Regions from separate parts of the Homo sapiens genome. Here region 1 is linked to region 2. Evidence: chromatin contacts called from ENCODE Hi-C or POLR2A ChIA-PET data. All regions are on one chromosome and are shown on one strand. Each heading gives the region's core, a stretch centred on a gene start or an enhancer-like site at or near the end of the contact. The rest is flanking DNA. Distances are from core to core; before and after follow the strand shown. Region 1 holds the start of L3MBTL2 (L3MBTL histone methyl-lysine binding protein 2). Region 2 holds the start of TMEM184B (transmembrane protein 184B).

What was found. Hi-C counts contacts between places; a loop is a spot of excess contacts on that map. ChIA-PET counts read pairs that join two places held with the same protein, here RNA polymerase II (POLR2A). Pooled maps may share reads with other maps.
Region 1: a loop to region 2 is called in a map of naive thymus-derived CD4-positive, alpha-beta T cell, with 18 times the contacts of the local background. The contact joins the promoter of L3MBTL2 here to the promoter of TMEM184B in region 2. A Hi-C loop is called at or near these places in 1 of 168 maps with a recorded cell type or tissue (naive thymus-derived CD4-positive, alpha-beta T cell) and 5 of 50 pooled maps. POLR2A ChIA-PET finds 5 or more read pairs at or near these places in 1 of 52 experiments (AG04450).

The regions. Positions count from the first base shown.
Region 1 is chr22:41,202,937-41,208,490 of GRCh38, reverse strand. L3MBTL2 (L3MBTL histone methyl-lysine binding protein 2) reads right to left here and starts at 3,179. Exons shown (of 17, transcript NM_031488.5): 1 at 3,105-3,179. The coding sequence starts at 3,128. RefSeq lists an enhancer at 1,835-2,335.
Region 2 is chr22:38,269,342-38,275,154 of GRCh38, reverse strand. TMEM184B (transmembrane protein 184B) reads left to right here and starts at 2,145. Exons shown (of 9, transcript NM_012264.5): 1 at 2,145-2,271. RefSeq lists a silencer at 1,993-2,622 and an enhancer at 2,685-3,394.

The DNA of each region.
Region 1 (5,554 bases), core at 1,930-4,429, 2.9 Mb before region 2:
GAGATGCAAATGAGATAATGTATATGAATCTACCCAGCATGTAACAGAAAACGTGTGAAGAGCCTGGGTACGGTGGTTCACATCTGTAATCCCAGCACTTTGGGAGGCTGAGGCAGGTGGATTGCTTGAACCCAGGAGTTTGAGACCAGCCTTGGCAACACAGCCACACCCCATCTCTACAAAAGAAAAAAAAATTAGCCAGGTGTGGTGGCATGCGCCTGTAGTCCCAGCTTCTTGGAGCTGAGGTGGAAGGACTGCTTGAGCCTGGGAGGTCAAGGCTGTAGTGAGCCATAACCATGCCACTGCAATCCAGCCTGGGCAAGAGAATGACATCCTGTCTCCAAAGAAAAAGAAAAAAAAGCTGGGTGCGGTGGCTCACACCTATAATCCCAGCACTTTGGGTGACCGAGGCGGGCGGATCACTTAAGACCAGGAGTTCAAGACCATCCTGGCCAACATGGTGAAATCCCATCTCTAGTAAAAATACAAAAAATAGCTGGGCATGATGGTGGGTGCCTGAAATCCCAGCTACTCGGGAGGCTGAGGCAGGAGAATCACTTGAACCCAGGAGTTGGAGGTTGCAGTGAGCCGAGATTGCACCACTGCCCTCCAGCCTGGGCAACAGAGTGAGACTCCTTCTCAAAAAAAAAAAGCTGGGTGGTGGTGGCATGCACCTGTGGCTCTAGCTACTCAGAAGGCTGAGGTGGGAAGACAGCTTGAGCCTGGGAGGTCAAGGCTGCACTGAATCATGATCACACCATTGCACTCCAGCCTGGATGACAGAGGGAAGACACTGTCTCAAAGGAAAAAAAAGGTGTGAAGAAAGGAGAAAAGTTTGGCCTCTGGTCCAGAGCTCAAATATCTCTAGTGCTTACTCGCTGTATGACCTGCAGCAAGTCAATTTTGCAGTGCTTCAGTTTCCACATCTGTACAATGAGGATAGTACCACCTATTTCATAGGGTTTGGGGGCTGGCCATGGTGGCTCATGCCTGTAATCCCAGCACTTTGGGAGGCCGAGACAGGAGGATTGCTTGAGCCTAGGAGTTCAAGACCAGACTGGGCAACATAGGGAAACCCTGTCTCTATAAAAAATGGAAAAAATTAGCTGGGTGTTTTGGTTAGGGAGGCTGAGGTGGGAGGAACTCTTGAGCCAGGGAGGTCAAGGCTGCAGTTAGCTATGACTGCACCACTGCACTCCAGCCTGGGTGACAGAGAGCAACCCTGTTTCAAAAAAAAAAAAAAAAAAAAAAAAAGGATTTGGGGGAGAAGTAAGAGACGATACAGGCAAAGCTCTCAGAATAGTGACTTGCATATAGTAAGTGCTCAATAAAGGTTGCCAATTTTTACTGGTTGAAAGCATAGGCTCTGATTTGCCTGAGTTTGAATCCTGGCTCTAACATTTATTAACTGTGTGATTTTGTGCGTATTTTATCTTGCTGCTGTCATCATTACAAGAGAGGTAATAAGCTTTCTTTAGAGAATTCTTACGAAGATTGAGATAAGATATGTAAAACCTAGTTCTATTTCCAGCAGTCAGTAACAGCTCTAAAAGTGTGACTTGCTATTCTTATTCTCCACATGATTATTCTCGTTTACCCTTGCAGAAAGTTTGAGCTATTCCACCTTATATTTGCAACTACACATGCAAATATGCTAGAAAGGAAGCAATTTTTTTTTTTTTTTGAGACACAGTCTCGCTCTGTCGTCCAGGCTGGAGTGCAGTGGTGCAGTGGCCCGATCTCGGCTCACTGCAAGCTCCGCCTCCCACGTTCACGCCATTCTCCCGCCTCAGCCTCCCGAGTAGCTGGGACTACAGGTGCCTGCCACCACGCCCGGCTAATTTTTTTGTATTTTTAGTAGAGATGGGGTTTCACCATGTTAGCCAGGATGGTCTCGATCTCCTGACCTCGTGATCTGCCCGCCTCGGCCTCCCAAAGTGCTGGGATTACAGGCGTGAGCCACCGCACCCAGCAAGGAAACAATTCAAATATAGGTACCCTTGTCAGGCAGGGTGACAGAGACCACCTATAGTCCCAGCTACTTAGGAGGCTGAGGTGTAAGGATTGCTTGAGCCCAAGAGTTAGAGGCTGCAGTGCGTTGTCATCACGCCTGTGAGTAACCACTGCATTCCAGCCAGGGCAACATAGGAACACCCCGTCTCTTAAATATAAGGTGCCCAGAAACCAAATGATTAAAGGATGAGGCGGGGTGCAGTGGCTCATGCCTGTAATCCCAGCACTTTGGGAGGCCGAGGTGAAGCAGACAGATCACCTGAGGTCAGGAGTTCGAGACCAATCCGACCAACATGGCAAAACCTCGTCTCTACTAAAAATACAAAAATTAGCCGGGTGTGGTGACACATGCCTGTAATCCCAGGAACATGGGAGATGGAGACAGAATTGCTTGAACCCGGGAGACGGAGGTTGCAGTGAGCCGAGATCGCGCCACTGCACTCCAGCCTAGGTGACAGAGCAAGACTCCGTCTGAAAGAAAAAAAAAAAAGGATGAGTGGGTTCCAGGTTGCAGTACAGTGTGAAAAGCATAACAGGCAAAGTTTCAGAGGCGGACAGACTTAGTGCCAATCTCCTTCACTTTCCAGCCGGGGTAACTTCCTGGGGTGTCGCACCACCTCTAAGCCTCAGTGGCTTGAACGACAAAGACGAAAGAATAATACATGATTGCTGTGAGTGTACTGGAAGATAATGCACGTGAACGTTACAGACAAGGAGTGATGTTCACCCAACTTTAATCTCCCTTCACTTCCCACCTCATGTAACAGGCCTCACAAGCCCTAAACAACACAGCCACGAGACAAGCAGGATAAGGAAGATTCAGGAGCTCTCAGATCCTAAACCTAGTTCCCTTTCCCCCAGGCCAGGGACGGCTGTTCCTCCCTGAACTCCTCGCCGAACGTTGGCCCCAGCAGGAGAGGGGCAAAAAGTAACGTCAATTGCCTCTGCCCCTGGCTCAGTTTAACTACCTCAGTTTATCCATCCTCCCACCCTCCACCCTCCAGGCGTCGCTAAAAGCCCTAAAGAAGGGCCCACGGAGCGAGGCTCTCGGAGTTCCCTTTCCCAGTCACGCTAAGTCCTCGCCTTCTCACCTCAATACTCCGGGGCTTCTCCATGAGACCTCAGTTTCGCCAAGCGTCACCAGGTGCAGGAAGCCATATTGGCCTGCCCCGTCGCTCTCCGCGAGAGCACTCATTGGTCGCCTCCCTGAGCCGCGGGCCAATCACGCTGCAGGAAGGAGGAAAAGCCGGTTCCGTGCCTGCTCCCGCCATTCTCTCCCTGTGGGCGGGGAAGCCGCGGGCGGTTATGGGAATTGTAGTTCGCATGTGTGCAGGGTGAGTCGTTACCATAGCGACGTGGAAACCAGGGGCGCTGGAAACCTGGTGCGCCTCACGCCGAGTGTTCCAATTACGCCAACCTCTTGACTTCACTGGATGTTATTCTTCCCTAAACGGTTATTGAGCACCTATGATAGTCACTGTTCCAGACTCCAGGAATAACCTCGTACTCTCCCGGGTTAGATATTTAAGGTGCCCTTTTGCTGGGATGCATAGCAGAGGGACTCATTTCCAACTCAGGCAGAAACTGGACTACTCCAGATTAAAAAGAAAAAAAAAAGGAAGAAACTGGAATACTCTGTGTGTGTGTGTGTGTGTGTGTGTGTGTGTGTGTGTGTGTGTGTGTGTGTTTTCTTGAGACGAAGTCTTGCCCTGTCGCCCAGGCTGGAGTGCCGTGGCGCGATCTCGGTTCACTGCAACCTACGCCTGCCAGGTTCAAGCGATTCTCCTGCCTCAGCCTCCCAAGTAACTGGGACTACAGGCGCCCACCACCAAGCCCGGCTAATTTTTGTATTTTTTAGTAGAGACGGGGTTTCACCAGGCTGGTCTTGAACTCCTGACCTCGGGATCCACCCGCCTCGGCCTCCCAAAGTGCTGGGATTACAGGCGTGAACCACCGCGCCCGGCTGAAACTGGAATATTCTTTTTCTCAATACTGTAAATGTCCAGCCTGCTCAAAATCTTACAACATTCCTCCTTCACCACTCTCTCCTGGGTAAAAACCTCGAATCTGAGGCTCTCTGCCTCATCCCGTTAGGGTTTCCCACAACCTCCTTAGACACCCTGAGTTCTAGGTGCTGTTGTGGAGCTTTGCAAACATCTTTTCAAACCCTTAGACATCCTATCACCGTTTGAAAGAAGAGGAAGTGGTGGCTCTTCACCACTTCAGGTTTAGGCACTTTCCAAGATCACACAGGATTGGGATTCCAAATTTAGTACAGATTCCTTCCCTATGCCATGCCGTGTCCCAGTGAATTAATTGAGACTCTAAATGCAATATGTGGAGGCTGAATACATATAAAATATATGCCTAAATTTGAAGTCCGCCGTGGAGATGTCAAACTCTTCCTAGAGGTCTTTCTTTCCTTCAACCCCTTCCACCCTAAACCCCTGTATCCATGCTGTCAACGTGTTGGTTTTTCTACCTCCAAAATATATCCTGTATTTCCTCCACCACTACCACTCTAATACAAGCCACCGGCCCATTGCAGCAGCCCTTCAACTGGTCACCCTTTCTTTCTTTCTTTTATTGATTGATTGATTGATTGAGATGGAGTCTCCCCTGTCGCCCAGGCTGGAATGCAGTGGGATCTCCACTCACTGCAACCTCCACCTCCTGTGGTCACCCTTTTTAAATCTTCACCTTTAATACACACAGGTGATCTTTAAAACTCATTGACCTGGCCGGGTGCAGTGGATCACGCCTGTAATCCCAGCACTTTGGGAGGCCAAGATGGACAGATCACAAGGTCAGGAGATCGAGACCAGCCTGGCCAAGATGATGAAACCCTATCTCTACTAAAAATACAACTATTAGCTGGGTGTGATGACGGGTGCCTGTAATCCCAGCTACTTGGGAGGCTAAGGCAGGAGAATCGCTTGAACAAGGGAGTCAGAGGTTGCAGTGAGCCGAGATTGCACCACTACACTCCAGCCTGGGCAACAGAGCAAGACTCCATCTCAAAAAATAAAAATAAAAATAAATGTTCTGGAATAAGATAGTGGTGAAAAAAAAAGAAAAAGACAGGTTGGTTCAGCAAGTGCAAAGGCCACATTGGTGGAACAGCAAGTGCAAAGGTCCTGGGGCCAACTCAAGCTTGGTATGCAATAAACAGAAAGACAGAGAGAGTAGATGGATATAGCAAAACATGGAGAGGGTGATACAAGATGAGGTTTGAGAGAAAGCTGAGACCAGGTCATTCAGGGTCTTGTGGAGTGCTTGGATTTTATTCTGTGCAAGGGAACGGCATTAGAGTTTTTTTGTTTGTTTGTTTTTGAGACAGAGTTTCACTCTTGTTGCCCAGGCTTGAGTGCAATGGCGCGATCTCGGCTCATCACAACCTCTGCCTCCCAGGTTCAGGCAATTCTCCTGCCTCAGCCTCCCAAGTAGCTAGGATTACAGGCATGCACCACCACACCTGGCTAATTTTTTTTTTTTTTTTTTGTATTTTTAGTAGAGATGGGGTTTCTCCATGTTGGTCAGG
Region 2 (5,813 bases), core at 896-3,395:
TGCACTCCAGCCTGGGTGACAGAGCGAGACTCCGCTTCAAAAAAAAAAAGAAAGAAAGAAAGAAATGAAGTGACAGGGAAAGTAGGGCACGGTAAAGGGAAATACAGAGTGCATGTGAGGGGTCTGGTAGTTTTACTAGGGGTGCTCACAGCAGGCCTCACTAAGTGGAGGACATTCGAGCAAACCCTTGAAGAAGGTGATGGAGGAGCCATTCAGGTATCTGGGGAAACAGCGATCGCAGCAGAGGGAACAGCTAGTGCAGGGGGCTCGGGGCTGAGTGTGCTCAGCTTGTTCTAGGAACAGCAAGGGATCAGTGTGGAGGGAAAGGGTAAGAGATGAATGAGATCAGGAATCCCCAGGAGAGTAGAATGTCAGATCAAGTGTTTGTAAGGACTTGTAAGGCTTTTACTTAGAGCGAAACAGTGAGCCAATGGAGGGTTTTGAGCAAAAAAGTACCATGTTTTGACTTCGATTTTATTTTATTTTTTGAGACAGATTCTCATTTTGTCACCCAGGTTGGTGTGCATTGGCACGATCTTGGCTCACCACAACCCAACCTCCGCCTCCCGGGTTCAAGCAATTCTCATGCCTCCAGAGTAGCTGGGACTACAGGCATGTACCACCACACCCAGCTAATTTTTGTATTTTTAGCAGAGACAAGGTTTCACCATATTGGCCAGGCTGGTCTGTAACTCCTGGCCTTAAATGAGCCACCCGACCTCACAAAGTGCTGGGATTACAGGCGTGAGCCACCGTGCCCGGCAGATTTTAAAAGAATCTTGGCTGGGCGTGGTGGCTCACGCCTGTAATCCCAGCACTTTGGGAGGCCGAGGCAGGCGGATCACAAGGTCAGGAGATCAAGACCATCCTGGCTAACGCGGTGAAACCCCGTCTCTACTAAAAATACAAAAAATTAGCTGGGCATGGTGGCGGGCGCCTGTAGTCCCAGCTACTCGGGAGGCTGAGGCAGGAGAATGGCGTGAACCCGGGAGGCGGAGCTTGCAGTGAGCCGAGATCGCGCCACTGCACTCCAGCCTGGGCAACTTTGAGACAAAGAGCGAGACTTTGTCTCAAAAAGAAAAAAGAGAAAAAAAAAAAAGGATCTCCCTCACCCCTGAATTGATAGAATGGATCAGAGGGCAAGGCTGGAACAAGGGAGAGGGGTTAGCAGAACTCTGCAATAATCCTGTGCAAATACTGGACCAGGGTGGTAGCACTGGAGGAGGAGTGGCAGACATCTGAGTCTAGATCTATTTTGCAGGTAGAGCCAACAGGATCTCCTGCCTGCCTTATTGGGTAGCGGGCAGAAGGGGGGCATTCATTCACAGCTGACTCCGAGTTCTGGCCTGGGGACTGGAAGGATGGAATTGTCAACAGCTGATGGAGGCAAAGCTGAGAGGGAGCAGGTTTTTGTGTGTGGAAGTGGGGTTGGCTCAGCTCAGACACGCTGACTTTGAGATGCCTGCTGGAGCTCCAAGGAAGAGGTGTTGGGTAGACAGTTCAGGCGAGGAGTCTGGAGACATAAATACATTTGGGGATCTTGAGCACATCAATGCCAGAACTTAATTGCATTTTATCTTGTTCAGTTAACCTAGGTGATGTCTGGACCGGCAAACAGAAATGGACTAGGCGGCTTGAACCCTATCTGAAGACTTTTGCTAGTTCGGCAGCCTAGAGCCAGACGGGGCAAGAAAGAATCGCTGCTAAGCGGAGTGGGAAAAAAAGGCCTCTTTCAGTGCTTTGCCATTTCATCTGGCCTAATTGCACACAACACTCGGTCCACGTTCATTCCACAATTCCACACGCATCCTTCACTCAACAAATAGCCATTGTATTTCGTTTCATCTTCAAAACAGGCTCAAATGGAGGAAATTAGGGTTAAAAGAAGTGAAGCACCAGCGAGGGTCAGGGGCAGAGATCGCAGCCCAGAAAGCTCTCGCGGTTGGGGGCCGGTCGTAGCTGGTTTTGTGAGTGGCAAGAGAACCCGGGTCGCGCCCCAACCCGCGGGGCGGCGGGCTGGGGTTCGGGGCGGCGGGCTGGGGTTCGGGGCGCGGCCCCTTTAAGGCCCAGGCAGTGATCTCAGCCGCGTCCGCCGCCCCGCCCTCCCCGGCGGCGAGCCCAGAGCGCATGCGCGCCGCGGCTGCACTCCACTGGGCCCGGGACGCGCCGGCGGCGGCGGAGACTCCGGGGCTGCGGCGCCGCCCGCCCCGCCCGCAGAGTCCGGCTGCCGCGCATCGTCCGCAGACGCCGCCACCGCCATGGGCTCCTGAGGTATCCCGCCTGGCCGGCCTCGCCCGGGAGCCCCAAGGGGGAGCTGCGACTCCCGAGCGCGGGGGGCTGCTTGTTTCGGAGAGGCCCGCGCGAGGGACGCCCGGCTTCGGCCGCCGGCTCCCGGGCGGGGAGGGCACTACGGAGGCCGGTGCGGCCGCGGAGGGAGGGGGCATCCGTCTCCCCACCCGTGCCTCCTCTCCGCCCCGCGAGGTCGCCCGTGGGTGTGCCCGCTCCCTTTCCACGCCAACGTGGCGGGGGCAGCTCCTGGAGTGTAATCGGACCTGTCCGGGGGGCGGCCCCGGGAGAGGGAGGCGGATGGACCAAGGCGCTTTGCAAGAGGGATTGTGTGCTCCCGGGTGGGTGTGCTGGCGACTGGCACGGCCGAGTGAGTGGGGGAGGCGTCCGTGCCCTGTGCGGGTGGCAGTGACCTGGGAGGGTGGTCGGCGGGGGGCTTTCGGGGCTGCGTCGTGAGTGGAGGGTGTACACGCCCGCCACACAGGTCCGCAGGTTTGGAAGGGGATCGACTGGGACCTGGGGCTCGAAAGATGTTTGCCCCCAAAGGGACCGTGGAGACTGGTTTTGGGTGTCTGTATCCTTCCCGTGAATTGTACATTTCCTCCTGGGCACACCCTTGGTACCTCGCTTGGATCCACTTACCTCCAGTGCTGGGTGGCTCCAGGCCAAGGCAAGGCAGTTATGCTGGGGGTTGGGCATGGATTCCCAATACATATCCCCTCTGGAGGTGTTGTATAAGGCCAGACGTTTTACTCCTCCCTCCTTTCCAGGGCATTTTGGGGCAAAGCAGGTATTTGCATGCCTGATACCTGTGGTGAGGTGAAGGCCATGTATTATTTATCTGACTGCTGGTGCTTTTGTAAGGAAAGAAGCAGCAATCTGTGCCCTGGAGGCCCTGCGCTGCAGAGTCAGCCAGGCAAACAAGCTCACCTGCACCTGCAGAGGCAGCGCAGGTCTCAGAGGTGTGACTTCGTTGACAGGTTATGCCTACAGTGTCCCTTTCCATCTACCTATTTAGCTTCCTTGGTAGAACCCCTAGGCTCTGCACCTCTGAACCTTGCCTAGGGTGCTGTGCGTATCAGAGTTGGGACCTGGGACGCTGGGGTGGGAGAGCCCCAGCAGCCAGGTATGTGTGCCCACCTGGACAGAAACATTTGATGCCCAAGCCATCAAGGAGCTCTCAAGCATGGGGGAATCAGATTTGGAAACAGGTGATCACGATGATGTGAAAAATACCAAACAAAGGAGTAGAAGGAGTACAGAGGCAGGTTCAGTTCCCGGGGAGGGGGATCGTGGCCGCAGGAAAGACTCCCTCATAAGGAGACGGTTGAGCTGAAGCCTGAAGGATGACTGACGTTCATCTGAGGCTTTTCTGCTTTCCACATATATTTTCCTGTGTAATTTGCACAGCAGCTGTGTGAGTAAGGAACAGTTGTCCCTATTTGCAGATGCGGTAAACTGAGGCCCAGAGGGAATTCATGACGTTCTTCTCCACGATACGTGGCAAGCCTGGATGGAATCATCCTTTAACCAGGACCTCTCTCTTGCTGCCAGATCTTGTCTTGCAACTTACTGAGCATCTACTATGTGCCAGGCACTATGCTGGGGCATAGCGGTCTGATGATCAATGGGACCTGGTGCCTGCCTTCTAGGGGCTCCCAGTGCTGGGAAGATGGACACTGATTTAGTGACCCCAATCTGGATACGAGGCTCCAATAGCTAATGTGGGTGGAGAAGGCGCTGTGAATTCCCCCAAAGCATTTGTGCAGTCGTTGGGATTCTGGATGTCTTATTTGTTGCACCCACGGTGGTGGTGGGTTATTCAAAGAGCCCCTTCTGAATTTCTCCAACCAAGTAGAAAGAAGAGCTTCGAGGCAGAAGGGTGAATGAGCCACTTGTCCTAGTTCTTTCCTATTGGCCGAGTTCTGTGAGCAGGGGCTTCTGTCCGGAGGCTGTTTGCTCCCTCTCTGTCTTAGAGGTTTTGCTCCTGGTCTCTGGCTGGCCTGCCCAGTCCCTCACCCTGAGAAGGGCTCAGAGCTATTTCCAGTCCCTGCTGTGCTCATTTTCTCTCTGTAAATTCCCTGGAGTGGAAACAGCCCCGGCAAGGCAGGGTACAGCTTTTTATTGTTTTGAAAACGAGTCACAGCTCTGGGCCTTTAGACTGGGGATCTGGTGTGGGAGTTCTGGAAGGCCAATAGCTGGGCCCCTGGGAGAGCTCTGTGTGGGGTCTGCACCAGGCCCTGCAGCCCCGGGTAGTAAGCACTCACCGAAGACCATGCTGCCCTGCACTGTGCTGGGGCAGCCCTCTAAAAGGTGGTTGGCAGAGGGAGCCCAATGTGTAACAAATATGTGCAAGACAGTGCCCTACTTGTGGTGGAAACAGAGGGCCCTAAAGGGGCCCAGAGGACAATAGGAACAACAGTCCGTTTATTGAGCACTTACTGTGTGCCAGGCACAGTTCAAAGCGCTTTCATGAATTACTGTATTTAATTTTCCTACCACCCAGTGTGGTGGGGGCTGTCACTGTCTGCATTTTGTAGGGGAGGCAGCAGAGAGTGGAACAGCTGAGTTTTGAACCAGTAGGTCTGACCTCAGAGCCCATGCTCCTCCCCCATAACCCTGGGGTGCTGGAAGTCGTCTTGGCCCTGAAGGACGAGGGGTGCTCCACCTATGAAGGAGAAGGAGGGCGTTCCAGGTAGAGGGAACTCCGGGCAGATGTGGAGGTCTGAGCTGCCTCACCTCTCAGACGCAGAGGCTTGAACTGCCTGTGACTGTGTTGGGTCTGTGTCCTGAAGACCTTTGGAGGCCCCGCCAAGGAGTTTGAACTTGATCCTGATGTCAACAGGGAGGCCTTGAAAGTTTCTGGAAGGATGTGACATGCTCAGCCATGTGTTATGGGGCAGTATTACCATCCCTTCTCATCCCTCCTTCATTCCTGCAGAGAACTTCTGGAAGACCAGGCCTTTGTTCCGTTGGCTTTCCTACAGCCCCTGGCATCGCTTTTAGACCCCGCCGCCTTTCTCTTGTTGTCTTCTAGCAGCTTTTGGTCTTGAAGACCCTGTGTGACTCAGGGCAGGTTCTGGAGCCCACTGTTGTAACGGTGTCTGCCCCACTGCTGACCCCTTGCCTGCTGGGAACTGGCTTCTCTGAGCTGGAACTTTTTTTGTTTTTTGAGATGGAGTCTCGCTCTGTTGCCCAGCTTGGCATGCAGTGGTGCTATCGTAGCTTGCTGCAGCTTCTACCTCCTGGGCCCAGGAGATCCTTCCACCTTGGCCTTCTAAAGCGCTGAGATTATAGGTGTGAACCACCATGCCTGGTCAGCTGGAACTTTTTTTTCTTTTAAGACAGAGTCTTAGGCTGGGCGTGGTGGCTCATGCCTGTAATCCAAGCTTTGGGAGGCTGAGGTGGGCAGGTCGCCTGAGGTCAGGAATTTGAGACCAGCCTGGCCAACACAGTGAAACCCAGTCTCTACTAAAAAAAATTTGCCAGGCATGGTGGCACACACCTATAATCCCAGCTACTTGGGA